Regions from separate parts of the Mus musculus genome. Here regions 1 and 2 are each linked to region 3. Evidence: chromatin loops called from intact Hi-C (ENCODE). Cell type or tissue: gastrocnemius. All regions are shown on one strand. Region 1 overlaps Crebbp (CREB binding protein). Region 2 holds the start of Trap1 (TNF receptor-associated protein 1). Region 3 holds the start of Crebbp (CREB binding protein).

Region 1 (5,000 bases), 52 kb after region 3:
ATTTTAAAGAATACAGAAGTTTTAAAAGAGAAAAACTGGGACTGTTGAGATAGCTCAGAAGGTTCTTGCCATTCAAACCGGATAACCTGAGTTTGGTCTCTGAGCTGCATAGCATAGTGGGGTATTCCTATGACAACCTGGCCATGTTTTAGGGAAGACTGTGGAAGGACTTTGGAACTTGGACTAGAAGATCCATTCGGTGTTAAGAGCTCTGTGGGATGTTGGGTAGGAGCTTGGAAGATAATGTTGAGAACAGTGCGGACGATGGAGGCCTGGCTTGTGAAATTTCAGAGGGAATATTAAAGACTTTTTTCAGGGCCATTGCTAGTTTGATTGTTAAGATTCTGTGGTTTTGGGTAGCTGGGGCTGAAGAATCAGCTGTCATTAACAAGATGCCAGAACCACTAAAGCGAACCTTTGTGTTACTGGGACTTTGTGTTACTGGTTAGCTGGATCTAAGAAATTAGCGGTGATTAAGAAGAAACCAGCATCATTGAGGTGACATCTTCTGGGGAGTGTTTTCTGAGAGCACAGAGGCTGTGTTCCAGAGATAGCCAAGGTTGTATCTTGTGCTTTGGCTGTACTTGGTAATGTGTAAGAGTCACCCAGGTAGTTCTGGTTTTGAAGGCATGAAAGTATCATGAAGAGCAGCTGAGGCTCGGCACTGTGAAAGTCCACAGAAGACCATTGGTGAAGGCGCAGTCTCAGGTACAATTGATGGCCCAGGAGTGAAGGGGTCATGCCAAAGGAGTTGAGGCTTGGAACCATGAAGAGAGCCTATGAGAGGCTATTGGTGAGGTCTAGTTGCAATGGAAGCACAGCAGTGTTTTGGAGATGCCAGTACCATGAGATGACCACCAAGAACAACAGCAGCAGTGAAGTATGGACAGCTGGAGCCTAGAAGACAAGATGTGTGTTACAAAGGGCAGGGCTGGAGAAGTGGAGGAGCCCAGAAGATCATGAATGGATCTGACATTGGATGGTTGGAGTTTGATTTTGATTGTGACTGTGCCCTGATATTTTTCCCTCTTAAAGGAAGAAAGTATTTTAGTGGAGCCTACAGTTAAGAGACTTTTAATTGTAAAAAGACTTTGAATTTTAAAAGAGATTGGGAGTTTTAAAGGGATTGAAATTTACTAGGTAAGAATTTGCAAAAGCTGTGGGACTTTTAAAGTTATTTAGATCTTGGGTATGAATAAGAAAGTAAGGGTTAAGGCTTAATAGTGATGTGTTTGTGTGTCAAATTGACAAGGGCTCAGTTTTACTGGCTGGTTTTGTGTCAACTAGACACAAGCTGGAGTTATCACAGAGAAAGGAGCTGCAGTTGAGAAAATGAGATCTTGCTGTAAGGCATTTTCTCAATTAGTGATCAACAGGGGAAGGTCCCCTTGTGGTTGGGACCATCTCTGGGTTGATAGTCTTGGGTTCTGTAAGAGAGCAGGCTGAGCAAGCCAGAGAAAGCAAGCCACTAAAGAAACATCCCTCCATGGCCTCTGTATCAGCTCCTGTATCCTGACCTGCTTGAGTTCCGGTTCTGACCTCCTTTGGTGATCAACAGCAGTATGGAAGTGTAAGCTGAATAAACCCTTTCCTCCCCAACTTGCATCTTGGTCATGATGTTTGTGCAGGAATAGAAACCCTGACTAAGACAGCAATCCACTTACATTCTGTTGTCCCTTTTAGATAGTCTTATCCATCTTACTTTTTGTAAGTTAACTCTGGACAAGAGTACAGAGAGCATGAAGCTTGGATGCTTGATTCCTGTGCTGTGCAGATAGTAGGATGTACCCTATATGATCTTTTGAAATGGCCTTTGGCCACATGGAGAGTATCACTGATATAAGGCCCTTTCAGGCCCCCCATATTGAAATTCCAAATGGTTCCCCACTGTAAATACCTACATCTCCTATCAGTAAAACTTGTCATATAAATTAAGTACTGATTGAGACTAAAAAAGGACACGACTTAGAAAAAACCGTGAAGGTTCCATTATGATCATCTGAGTGTTCCTGGGTTGTTTGTTTGTTTGTTTGTTTGAGTGTTTTGTTTTGTTTTGTTTTGAGACTGGGTTTCTCTGTATAGCCCTAGCTGTCCTAGAACTCAGTCTGTAGATGAGACTGGCCTTGAACTCAGAAATCTGCCTGACTCTGCCTCCCAGTGCTGGGATTAAAGGTGTGCACCACCACTGCCCAGCGTGTTCCTGTTTTATACATGAAAAAATTAAGGTTGGAGGCAAGAGGTTCATTCCTGCCATATGGCTAGTTCAGAGCAGAATTAGAAACAAATCTCCTACTGCCCCCAGCCCAGGGCTTTGCTTGTGAATTAATATCAATTGCACCATGTAGAGATGGTGTCTCCAAAGGTCTTGGCCTGCTGAGGCATAGCACTAATATTAGAGTACTGGCTTCTCTCCCAGTGCCTTAAAAGAAGTCTTATTCAAGAGGAAGCATGAGAGGGGCTTGAAACAATTTTGCAAGGAAGGTTTACTGATGACAGGAAGTGCTCAGATCTAGGGCTGTGTCTTCCTCAGAGCTCTCACAATGGTCAGCCCACCTAGGTTTTTGCTTTCCAGGTATGATCTGGTTGGTAAATGTTGCCAACAACACTGTATAGTATTGTCATTACTGGTATATATCCCTTAACTTTCCATTCATCAAGTAGAGGTACTGGAAGGATTCCAAGTACAAGTGGGTGAGAGCTGATGACTGAATACAGCCAAGCTTTTCCATGAAAAGCTTGCTCTTCTTGGCTTTTTTCCAACAATGGTAGGTTGCCAAGAGAGAGAGCTTTGGCTTTGCAAATGATCCAGCCATAGACTAGGCTAGTAATGGTTCGTTTTTTCTTCAGAAGGAATGAATATTTCTGGTACTTAAATTATTTACATTTTTGTTTTATATTTGTTAGATCATATTGTTTGTAGATACCTTATATAAATCTTTGGTTTTAAGTGTAGTCCACTACATAGAGAAAGATTGAAAGTTCCTGCTTGACTCACCTGTCAGGTTAGACTGAAGTGCACCAGGTGAGCAGTTGTGTATGTGGCCTACATTGGAGCAGGAAGCACGCTGGGTTTTTTTTCGTTTTTGAGTGTTTTTGTTCTTGTTGAAGTTTGGTTCATATTTCAGTTCATGTGCATTATACGAGTATATCCTGGTCATACTGCTTATGATAATTTTATTTTTCTTGAGACAGTCTTCTATATTGCTTAGTCTCAGATTTCTCCTGCCTCAGCTTCCCAGATTCTGGGACCGACAGTGTTGAATGCCATAACCAGTTGCTTCTTAATTCATTTTAAGCTCAGAATGAACAAAGTTTTTTTTTTTTAATAATTTATTTTTACTTCATGTGCATTAGTGTTTTGCCTGCATGTATGTCTATGTGAGGGTATCAGATTCCCTGGAACTCAAGTTGTAAACAGTTGTAAGCTGCCATGTGGGTGGGTACTGGGAATTGAACTCAGGTCCTCAGGACAAGCAGCCAGTGCTCTTAACCCCTGAGCCACTTCTCCAGTTCCCTATAAACAAAGTTTTTAAGTTGAAAATATTTGATTTACTGGGATAGCTTGAAAATAATTGTCTCTTCACAATATCTGTATAGTTAGTGAGCCTTGAGTGCTTGCTCTCATCCTAATGTATTTCATAGTTATCAGAACACAGCTCATAATCAGATGCAGTGATCCCAGCTGTCCTCGATCTGCCAGCTTGAGTGTAAGCTGCTACATATCATCAGACATTCTCAGAACTGTTTTTATTTCATTATTTTTGTAGATATCCCTTGGAAAGAAATCATATTTAGTGTAATTTGACCCCCCTCCCCCCAAAGCCTTAGAATAGTCATGAGGGCAGAGGTAGCAAGCATTCATGGACTTTGTTTATGGCAGCTCTGATTTGGAATGCTTCATAAATGTGATTTTTTTTTTTTTAATCCTCACACAGCCCTTAGAGGAGGTGTTTTCATCTCCATTGTATATCAGTGTATAGATAGATTTTTGCCCAAGGAAGGTCTCACACACACAGTAAGTGGCAAAGCCATCATTCAGACCAAGGTAATACCCAAAGCTCACTGGCTTCGCTCAGAGGAATTACCACCTCTATAAATGACATCTTATTTGGGGGTGTGTACTAATAAGATTTGTTGTGCCCTTAAAATTAGGCATACTGCCATTATCTCACTGGTTATAGTTGGCCAGGGTCTCTGTGCAGTGGTACTCATTTCAGTCTGGTGTACTTAGAAGATGTAGTTACTATGCATTGGGGAGGTGACAGGCTTCATGGTGTAGGACAGTGTCTCTGGATTGAGCATATGACACTTAGAGTGAAGTCTTGAGCTGAGTTCTAATGTTACTGTAGTTTTTAGCCCTCCCTTTGCTTGTCTGTGAAGTCAAAGTTACCTTATTGCTGAAAGCCGTAGTTGCTTTTCTGTTTATTTTCTGTCACACTTCCTCCAAGTACTCTGCTATGTGGTTTTAAATGTATATAAAATTATGAGGAAAGCTGAAGTCCATTTCTTAAAAAACGAACTTGTCTTACTGAAATTATATCATACTTGTTGTCACAGGAAACATTCCATAGCCCTGCTGAGTCCTTATGAGCTCCTACATAATCTCCTTGTATCTCCTTGTCTTTCTGTCTTTCCCTTCCTCCTGCTGGTCACTTGGCCCGTCTCATCAGATGTGTAGCTTTGGTCATATCTATGTGGCATTTCACTGGAGTTGGACCCTACTTTGAGTATTTATTCTGAGTAGTCATCTGGAAACTACAGTCAGAGTTCATTTGTTGTGGCATGGTTGGCTTCATGAGTGGTTATCTGTGCAATAACGCTCTTACATGAGGCATGAGGTTGTTTTAGCTTGAGCTCATTTTCTCACAGGCAAGTAATATCCATTCTGAGGAGCTCTTGAGAATCCTATTGGACTTCCTTTGAGAGTTTAATAATGCATCTGTACCCTCCAAACAAACAAAAACACCACCACACAAAACAGGACAGACGCCTCTGCCTTG
Region 2 (5,000 bases), 130 kb after region 3:
GGTGAGTGAATGTGGACTGCAGCTGGTCTATATTGTCTAAAACATTGCTTTCATCATGTTCAGTGTTTATAGATTATGGAGCTGGAGAGATGGCTCAGTGGTTAAGAGCACTGACTGCTCTTCCAAAGGTCCTGAGTTCAATTCCCAGCATCCACATGGTGGCTCACAACCATCTGTAATGGGGATCCAATACCCTCTTCTGGTGTGTCTGAAGACAGCTACAGTGTACTGACATACATGAAATCTTTTAAAGAAAAAAAAAACCTACTGGGATAAAAGATTTATGAAATCTTTGACAATTCACTTTTCACTAAACAAAAATTCAGAGGGAGTCAAGTAAGCCTAGCTATCCACAGAATTGAGCCAAGCAGACTACACTTTGTCCACTCTACAAAATTCAAAAAATTATACATTACTAGAGGCTTGGAAACTGAAATGGCCTTTAGGTATTTCATCTTGTATTCTGTGGCTCTTGCCACAAGGAAACTTACATTTTCAGTATGTGTAGGTTTATCTATGGAATTAGGGAGAGAGGCTCCTTGAAGGATATGGAACGTTCCAAGTTACAGTGAGAATCTGGGCACACAGATCTGTGAAAGTCCACTGAATGCAACCAGTGGGGACAGGGGGGAGGGGGGAGGCGTGACTGACAGTTCCTGTCATCTCTTGTGGGTATTTTTCCCTCTTGCTGCCAAGATTCCTTTATTATCTCAAACATTGCCCAGAACTTCTCAGTCCTTGGCACAAGTGTGGGCCACTAACAAGATAACTTTTAACTTTCCACACTCACTCCTGGAGTGAACATTGAAGGAAGTATTACAAGTTTCAATCTGAGAAGTGGAACCAGGCAGATCAAGGGTCAGATGTTAAGAGGTATCTGAAGTGGACCACTGTTAGGCAACCACTACAGTTTGTGCTAGAGTGTAAATGGCCCTTGGAATTTTGTGGGATGTCATTTCCCTTGGTAATGCATGGGTTCCAAACTGGTTTCCTGGTGGGCCACAGGTGGGCCTAGATAGAGTTGGTTTCCCTGGAATGTAAGAAGTTTATACTGGGCAGAACCTACATCCCCATTCTTAACTAAAGCCCAGATTCCCCTTCCTTTACTAAATGTCACTTCTCCTTTCTTAATATTCTCAAGCCATATCTACAGAAGAGTTCTACAGATGAGTATGTCATTTCTGGTTTGTTTGTTTGTTTGTTTGTTTGTTTGTTTTTTCCGAGACAGGGTTTCTCTGTATAGCCTTGGCTGTCCTGGAACTCACTTTGTAGACCAGGCTGGCCTCGAACTCAGAAATCTGCCTGCCTCTGCCTCCCGAGTGCTGGGATTAAAGGTGTTGCACCACCACGCCCGGCTGAGTATGTCATTTCTGACTGAAGAGATGATTCCAGAATGGAGAATTAAAAGAATGAAACCTCGAGGATTAGTATCAAGAGAAGCTATTCTGTGTGATGACTGGGACTCAGGCAGATTAGAGGAGGTAATACAGAACCTGGGGGCAGAAGCTAGAACTGTGAGGATCTAAGGGTGACCATGGAAAAAGACACTAGGGAGCAGGGGTGGGGCTGGTTGTGGAGGATGTGGGCCCAGCAGGAGCAGAACTGGCTGGGGGTTAGGGGTAGGAATTGTGAGGTGTTCAGGTGCTCTCTCCACCTTATATTGAAACATGGCCTTTTACTGAACATGGGACATCAGAATCAGATTGGTTGGCTAGCAAAACCCAAGGATTCTCTTGTTTCTGTCTCCCCAGCACTGAGATCACAGGCACACAGTGCTCTGTCAATTTCTTGGGGTTATCAGGGCAACAGGCACTTTAAATACAGAGCCTGTATTAAAGTTTGGCCTCATATCTGCCCATTCTTATCTATTTTCCATCTATAAAGTCAATGTGGGAGCAATCCTTGTCAACCTAGAACAGTAACTAAACATTCCCTATACCAAAACTTCAAGTCTATTCTGGATCCAGGAATTAACTGCTCTTGCTACTAGTGTCTGCTAACAAGCTAGATAATCGCTCTAATGTTTTAGTAAAATCTGATCATAGGAAAATGTATCTGGTGTGTGTCAGAATCAAGCGAGAACCTGTCAGAAAGGTCCTCGCTGGGCCTTACTCTGAGGTTAGGACCGGGACAAGCGACCTGCTCTGGAGGCGGCTGGAGTTTGGATTAAACTTTAGAGGGCCGGGCGTGGTGGTGCAAGCCTTTAATCCCAGCACTTGGGAGGCAGAGGCAGGTGGATTTCTGAGTTCGAGGCCAGCCTGGTCTACAAAGTGAGTTCCAGGACAGCCAGGGCTATACAGAGAAACCCTGTCTCGAAAAACAAAAACAAAAAAACAAAAAAACAAAAAAAAAAAAAAAAAAAAAAACTTTAGAGACAAGGTTTGTGGCCTGGATCCCCAAACAAGCTTCCAGTAGGGAGAAAGTCACAATAAACGGGTAAGTCCAAAGGTGTTGGTTACTGAGCTCACGTTTTGGCGAATAACAGTCAAACCTAAAATTTGTCAAAGTGTAGGTTTTGGCATTGCTGTAAGAGTTTTTCAGTGGATCCACACTCCAGCTGGGTAGTGCCATCTCGAGAATGGGATGCTCCCGCCTAGGGACCGCCAGCACCGCGGGCCGGGGACACTATAACCCTCACACGCACAATGCAAGGGATCAGCGACCTTGTCACTGAGATCCAAGGTCAAAAAGTACAGTCTTCAGGGCCCCCGCGCTGCGGTTTGCTGCGTTCCCGTTCTCGCACAGGCAACGCCTTGGACAGCCCGTCGCGCGCCATGACGTCACTGAGCCGCCCCCGCGGAAGGCCCCCTCATCACTCTGTTAGGCTGTTAGCCACACTTGGGAAAGGAAGCATGGCGTGCGAGCTGCGAGCTGTGTTGCTGTGGGGCCGCGGGCTGCAGACTGTACTGCGGGCCCCCGCGCTGGCTGGAGTTCGGCGAGGTGAGCGCGGCACGAGAGCGCAGAGGCGGCGTCTGAGGCTGTGTGCACACTCTTAGACCGGCGGGAGGCCGCACTGCGCCGGAGCTGCTAAGTGGGGCGGGGAGTAGGACCTTGTGGTCGCTTTTGGGGAGCCGAGTCACGGGCAGCCACAGCCTGCTCTCGTCAGTCCCTGGTAGTCCTGATTGCAGACGCTCCCGCGCTTGGGTTGACAAGTTCGTTGCACGCGGCTGTTCACAAGCTCAGCTCTCGCAGAAGTCAAGCCCTGGGGTAACTACGGTGAGCAAAACCAACGGTTACCCAGGACTTCAGGGAGCCAGTGAACTCCGCGTGTTTGATCCCTGGAATTGAAAGAGAAAGGAAAGGAGAGAGAATAACCTTAATCTATACTTTCCCACCCCGCACTCATGTAACAGTGAAGATGTTAGCGTTACATACACTTAAATTATACGTATTTACAGCTATTTTTACATAAAAGGGCTCAAGTCAAGAATTAACTGCGAAAGAATATTAAAGCTTCTGGCATTCATTACATTTATGTTTCGCATAAACATAGCTTCCCAATGGCTTTCCGAAGTTTTGTCGCTCTCATCCTCCACTAAATGTTCTCTTGGCCACAAATATCGTTACAGTGTTTAACAGATTTGAGTGAGCGATTGCTTAAATCTTTAGGAACATGTTTTCGGTTTCAGAATTTGCCCTTTTATTTCTGTATTAGCTAATCTGCCAAACTTCACCTCAGTTTTTTATTGGGTGTGGGGAGGGTGACAGGGTTTCACCATATATGTTCCGCCTGGCCAGGGTGGTCACAAACTCACAGAGATTCATCTGCCTCTGCTCCCCAGAGTGGTAGGATTAAAGTGTGCCACAGTGCCTGGTGCTCAAAATACTTTTGTCTGTATATGTGTCCTCTAGTAGCAAAACTGATTTACCCATAGTATCTTTTCCAACATTTGAGTATGTCTCAAACCAAAACAACAAAAAAAGAGCCCCCAAAGGCAGTTTGTGCTTGGCTTGCATAGGCCCTGAATTGGTCCCCAGTGCCACGGAGAATACTAAAAAAAAAAAGAGCTCTGTGTAGAAGACATCTCTTGTGATTTCTATCTACAGAGAAGCTGGTTTTACTTAACAGTGGATCCGTATCTTCTCTGATTTCTTGTGTATCTTTGCATCATGTTCTGCAAACACCTTCTCAACCTTGGCTGGTTTGCTCAGTCTGTTCCCAAAGTTGACTCTGGAGTCTAGCTCAAGTTTTTTATTTGCAACATTGGTGCTCCTTTTCACCGACTTTGCCTGCTGCTGTGGTGGCACTAATTCTCCCTGGGTCTTAGGTGGAGAAAATACATACATAGTATCCATTTCCTATTGGAGAGATTGCCACTTCATTAAAGATTTCAGCCTGCTTCCTTGTGTTCCTTCTGGGAAGTATCAGCTATCAAGAACCCCGTGCTGTTGGTTGATTGGTCAATTGGTTGTTTGACTCATTGTTTCTCCAGAGCTTCCCTGATTTCTGTCTTTGCTGATGCTCCTAAGTTCATGCTTGCCATCTATAATAAACTTGTCAAGGTAGGATACAACTAGAAGGCCAGACAGGAAGTGGCACTCCATGTAACTAGCTCTCACCTGTGTCTTCTGTAAATTGGAGATGGTCTGACATTTGTAATTGATAGGTTATATCTCCACAGCCAGTGAGATAAACCAGATTAGATTATAGTAAAGGCAGGTCTATTGGGAAGCTGCTCTCTCGAGTTCACTGACCCCAAGGACCAAGGCCAGGAAAGTTGCCTTGGGAAGGGGTGTGTGTGTGTGTAGGGGGCAGAGAAAGAGACAGAGCGAGACACACATCAAAATGTCTAGATTATATAAGAAGGAACGTCTAGAGGAAGGGCAGCCCAGCCCCTGGGCTGGAAAGTTTAGGATTAGGGGCAGGGTATGCCAGGTAGGGAGTGAGATACTGAGAGAATCTAGAGGCCAGGTCTGCTTTAGTGTGTAAAATATGTACCTCAGTCTCTTGTGCCAGGGACTGAAACCCAACAAGAATTGCAGAAAAACAGCCAGCATAT
Region 3 (5,000 bases):
ACAGTTAAGATAAATGTGCATCACTCAATCCTGGCCCAACCACTGTTATATGCATGTGTCTGTCTATTTTATATATGTTCTTAGTGTTTTTCTTGTTCTTTGTATAGGAGCCATTTGTTGCAGGTAGGCCTGCGCCTAGTCCCTTCATGCTATACTAGTGATGTCAAAGTGGTGCCTGCAGTTTACACAAGGTCCTCCGGTCTGTGTGCAGATGGGGAAACTGAGGCGGGAAGGGGCAAAGCAACTTTCTCTAAGATCACCAAGGGAGATCCCCCCCCCAAAAGGTAGTTTTGTGGCTGTGTGCTGAACAACATGAAACACAAGAAAAGTTTATGTAAGAAGTTGCCTCAGTCAAAGGACAGCAGGCACCATGATGGACAACACAGCAGGTGGCTGCGGTGTAAGGTGGAGGAGCTCATTCTTCAGGTAAAGAATGTGGGGGAGACTAGCTGCATCGTGGGTGGATGGGGAGGGAAGGAGGGGTCTGACTCACAGGTTTCTCGCTTAGGAAATAGGGGTGCTGCTGATACCTGGAAGATAAGGACTTCCGAGTCAAGCTGGCAGGTTTTGAGAGAGTGTTAACAGAGATGGGAAAACTTTAGTTTTTGAGGAGGTGTGTGGCACACCCAAGTGAGAGGGTCTCCCTGTGATCCTACATTTTTCTGGGTACCTGCCAAAGCCAGGGTGGTTGTCCGAAGTAAGGAGTACCCTTAGGAGATCGAAGCCCTTGGTCTTGGTACCTGGGCCCATCTCAGATCCAGGAGGTAGAGCTGACAGCCTCTCCCTTCAGGTGACAGCGTTGGACATTGGACCTGGCCCTATCGTTTTTGGGCTTGGGAGTGGGCGCTCAAGAGCCTTGCGGTGCCCTTGCAAACTTGGGAAGCACAAGGAAGGGGTGGACTCTCGGCCTGTCATTTTCTCCCTCAGTGATCTTAGAGAAAGTTGCTTTGCCCCTTCCTGCCTCAGTTTCCCCATCTGCACACAGACCCGAGGACCCTCTGTAACCTGCAGGCGCCACTTCGCCATTACTAGCATAGGGCGCGGGGAAGAGGCGCAGGTTGCGGTGGCGTCTTCTTAGTCCGATGTCACCCTGGAGGCTCGCAAGCAAGGAGCTGCGAAGAGCCAGAGCTGCCGGGGCGGGGCGGGACCGGACGGGCTGGGCCCGGATCAGCGCTGACTCCGAGCCTGGCGGGGGGGGGGGTCTAGGCTCGAGCCCAGGGCGCCCTCCCCGCGCGTGCCGCGTTACTGACAGCGTCAGAACAAAAGTGGCCGTCTGCTCTGCGCACTTGGCGTCCCGCAGGCCGGGCCTAGCACCGCAGCCCGTCGCCTCACGCATCGCCGCCGTGCCTTCGACCCTTCCACCCGAGCGCGCTCGGCTCTTTCCGCCGCGGCCGGCGCAGGTGGAGGGGCGGGGCGGGGGCCGTGCGTGGTGACGCCGCGGGGGGGGTGACGTACAAGCGTGCCCCGCCCCCTCCCCCTCCCCGTTCAGGCTCTGGAAAGAGAAGAAAAAAAACTTTCTTTTTTTTTTTAATTGAGGAATCAACAGCCGCCATCTTGTCGCGGATCCGACCGGGGCTTCGAGCGCGATCTACTCGGCCCCGCCGGTCCCGGGCCCCACAACCGCCCGCGCACCCCGCTCCGCCTGGCCGGCCCGCTCCGCCCGGCCCTCGGCGCCCGCCCCGGCGGCCCCGCTCGCCTCTCGTCTCGGCCTCCCGGAGCCCGGCGGCGGCGGCGGCGGCGGCGGCGGCACGGGGTGGGGGGGCCGCGGCGCGGCGGCGGCCCCGCTCGGCGCATTGTTTTTCCTCACGGCGGCGGCGGGCCGCGGGCGGGCGGCGGAGCCCAAAGCCCCCCGGTCGTCCGGCCGCGGGCGAATTCATTAAGTGGGGCGCGCGGGGGGGGGGGGTGGCGGCGAGGCGGCGGCGGTACCACCATGTTCCCGGGCGCCGCCTGAGCCGCGGGGCCGGGCGCCGTCGCTGCCAGCCGGGCCCGCGGAGGCGGCCGGGCCGCTTGGGTGCCCGGGCCGCGGAGTGTCGCGCTCGGGAGGCGGGCAGGGGATGAGGGGGCCGCGGCCGGCGGCGGCGGCGGCCGGGGGCGGGCGGTGAGCGCTGCGGGGCGCTGTTGCTGAGGCTGAGATTTGGCCGCCGCCTCCCCCACCCGGCCTGCGCCCTCCGCGGCCCGGCCCGCGCTCCTGCGCTCGCTCCTCGCTGGCTCGCCTGCTCGCAGCCGCCGGCCCGACCCCCGTCCGGGCCGCGTCGCGCCGCCCGCGCTCAGGGCTGTTTCCGCGAGCAGGTGAAGATGGCCGAGAACTTGCTGGACGGACCGCCCAACCCCAAACGAGCCAAACTCAGCTCGCCCGGCTTCTCCGCGAATGACAACACAGGTGAGGCTGGGTCTAGGCTCGCTGTCAGAGTTCGGGGCAGGGAGGGGGTTGAGGGTCGCAGTGGCCAGAGACTCTGTCCCGGGCCTTGGGATGCGCTTCCCTGGTCGGGAGGAAAAGTGAAGCGGGGGCGCGGTCTAGTGTCCGCACGCGTGGCCGGCCGGGATGACAGCGGAGGGGACCTTGGAGGTTTGGAGTAAGAGAATGCGACCAGAGGCAATGAGGGCTTTCAGGATCGGACCCCCCACTCTAGGCGGTGCAGTCGCGGACACAGCTGCTGCCTTCTTAGTTGCGACGAGTTGCGACGGAGAAGTTTCTTGGAATGTGTTGCTTGGGAAAACGCTTAGTGGTTATTTAGAAAGTCTTGATTTTTTTTTTTTTTTGATCACCTAGTATTTTTTTTTCTCCAAAACCCCAAACCTCATGTGCGAGTTGTCATCAAAGTTGCTGTGGTGTCTTTCATTTACATACGTAACCTTAAAAAGAAGCTAGCAGGCTTTTAAAAGTCCATTTGGGCTCCAGTCTGCCTTTGAGGTTGGAATGGTTTTACACTGGAGATGAAAAATTAAAAAATTAAGGACTTTGAATCTTTCAGGGAAAGAGAAAAGCAAGATAATCTTAAATCTTTTCCCCAACTCACAAAATAGCTTCCGTGCAAACTTTCTTAGGTGATCGGATCGGGTACCCAAGACTTCCCTGTTCATTCAGTAATTCAGAGTACTTCTGGACAGCTCTGATAACCTTGCCAATTATTCGTATTTCCCCTTTTAAGCTCTCCTTCGAAATATAAACTCGTATGCTGCTGTGAACAATGCCGGCTCAGCGCAGCTAGCACTTTTCCAGTACGTACTTGTAGCGGCATCTGAAAATCAGTTTCTGATGAATGGGTCCAAATCAAATTACATTGCTGCCTGCAGATTGGCGCTAGATACAGATGTTCAAGTTGTGGAACTCTGTGACTTTATACAAGTGTATTTAAAAATATTTCTGCTTTTGAAACAAAACTTAGATTTCACGGCTTCAGTTTGAAGTGCTCCTGAAATCCAGTCATGAAAGGAGAATGTTAATGTAGAAATGAGAGGGGAGTATTCTCCCTCCATCATTTTTCAGGAGATTTTTGTTGACTTAAAATTTGTTGAGTGGTAGAAAGGAGTAAATAAATAATTCACAGGTAGGTAGGGAAAAGTCACTTTTCTTTTTAAATGACAAGTTGTTTGATGTTTATTTTCATAAAAATCTTATTGATGAAAAATGTTGAAACAGTGGTTTAAGCACACTTGTGCAAAGTAGAGCTAGCTCCCTTGCTTTAGTAATGTTGCTGTGCTCGAGCCAGAAGACTGTAATCATGTGAGATGTAGATCATACCAGGCAGGTGTTGTCCTCAAGTTTATCCTCTGACACTGCTAACTGGAAGACTTCAGCTTTGCTGTTACTGAGTGAACTTGAAGATTTTTCTTAGAAGTGGGGCAAATTAATAAGACCACAAAAAGACCTGTAGTATCTTATATATCCAGAGGTTTACAAGATGGAACCCAAAAGAAGATGGCTTTTCCCCTCCCTCCTCCTCCTTTTCTTCTTCTTCTTCCTCCTTTTCTCCCTCCTCCTCCTCTTCTTCCTCCTCCTCTTCTTTCCTCTTCCTCTTCCTCCTCCTCCTTTTTCCTTTTTTTTTTTTTTTTTTTGTGTGTGTGTGTAGCTTCTCTGGATTGTCAGATATTTACTTACTGTGTTGCTGACCAGAGCAGACTTATCCAAAAGAATCTTCTGCACGTGAGCACTTTGTCCCTTTCTCTTTCCACTTTTTGCCCAGGAGACGCAGAAGAGTACTTTCACATTTACAGATATGTGAAACAAGGGGTAGTAGTTTCTAATGATTCTGATTTAGATGATCAAAGAATAAGACGGCATTCATATTGAAAGGGTGTAAGGGTCCACTCAGAAGAAGGAGCCATTTTTGAATACATTAAACAAGATGAAACCTTGTTAAGAGTAACTATTAGTCTACGATCCAGTAACAAGATAGACAGATCTTAAAAATTAAACAAATAAATGGCTGAAGTATTTATGTTAAGTATATTTAAAGCAGTGAAGGCTGGGATAGAGACAGAAGGAAAAATTGAACTTTGTTTTCTTTTTTTTGGTTCCCCCCCCCCCCCCCCCCCACACACACACACACAAGGTTTCTTTGTCCCTGGCTGTCCTGGAACTCACTCTGTAGACCAGGCTGGCCTCAAACTCAGAAATCCCCCTGCCTCTGCCTCCTAGGTACTGGATTAAAGTCGTGTGCACCACTGCCCAGCCTGAACTTTGTTTTCTTGAGGGGTCTTATCTCAGGCCTCCAAGAGAACATTGGGCTGGGGTAGGTGAGGTGTGTGTTCTGAGCACAAGATGAAATTTGAGGGAGGGGATGCAAGGAGAGTGAACAGAGAGCCCTAGACAGTGAGAAACAGTTGCTACTTGAACTAGTGATACAAGCCACATCTTTGGGGACTGAGTTGTGAATCCATCAAGTGCATTTTAGCTGTGTTTCTAGGGATAGCAGTGGGTGGAGAAGAGAGTGAGAGGGAAGCCTACCAGCCTACGGAGTACTGAAGTTCACCAAGGGGAGTGTCAATGGACACATAAG

The links. A loop is a pair of places that touch in the nucleus more often than their neighbours do. Peaks named below come from ENCODE experiments on the same cell type or tissue, not always from the same donor. Only the 100,000 strongest peaks of a DNase experiment are listed, where the experiment ranks them.
Region 1: a loop joins it to region 3, with 2.4 times the contacts of the local background. A loop is called at or near these places in 5 of 42 quality-filtered maps.
Region 2: it touches region 3 in a loop (10-fold over the local background); 17 of 42 quality-filtered maps call a loop at or near these places.

Annotation. Positions count from the first base shown.
Region 1 is chr16:4,158,448-4,163,447 of GRCm38, reverse strand. The region is part of intron 2 of Crebbp (CREB binding protein); the gene reads left to right. Among named protein-coding and RNA genes, the nearest start is that of Crebbp, 52 kb to the left of the region's middle. In gastrocnemius, no CTCF peak of the experiment used is centred here; a DNase peak (open chromatin) is centred at 2,757; H3K27ac peaks cover 1,836 bases.
Region 2 is chr16:4,075,633-4,080,632 of GRCm38, reverse strand. It overlaps Trap1 (TNF receptor-associated protein 1), which reads left to right and starts at 2,823. Exons shown (of 18, transcript NM_026508.2): 1 at 2,823-2,940. The coding sequence starts at 2,853. In gastrocnemius, no CTCF peak of the experiment used is centred here; DNase peaks (open chromatin) are centred at 2,153 and 2,787; H3K4me3 peaks cover 2,211 bases; H3K27ac peaks cover 1,810 bases.
Region 3 is chr16:4,210,519-4,215,518 of GRCm38, reverse strand. It overlaps Crebbp (CREB binding protein), which reads left to right and starts at 2,115. Exons shown (of 31, transcript NM_001025432.1): 1 at 2,115-2,380. The coding sequence starts at 2,296. In gastrocnemius, a CTCF peak has its summit at 2,118; DNase peaks (open chromatin) are centred at 373, 734, 1,376 and 2,164; H3K4me3 peaks cover 3,979 bases; H3K27ac peaks cover 2,390 bases.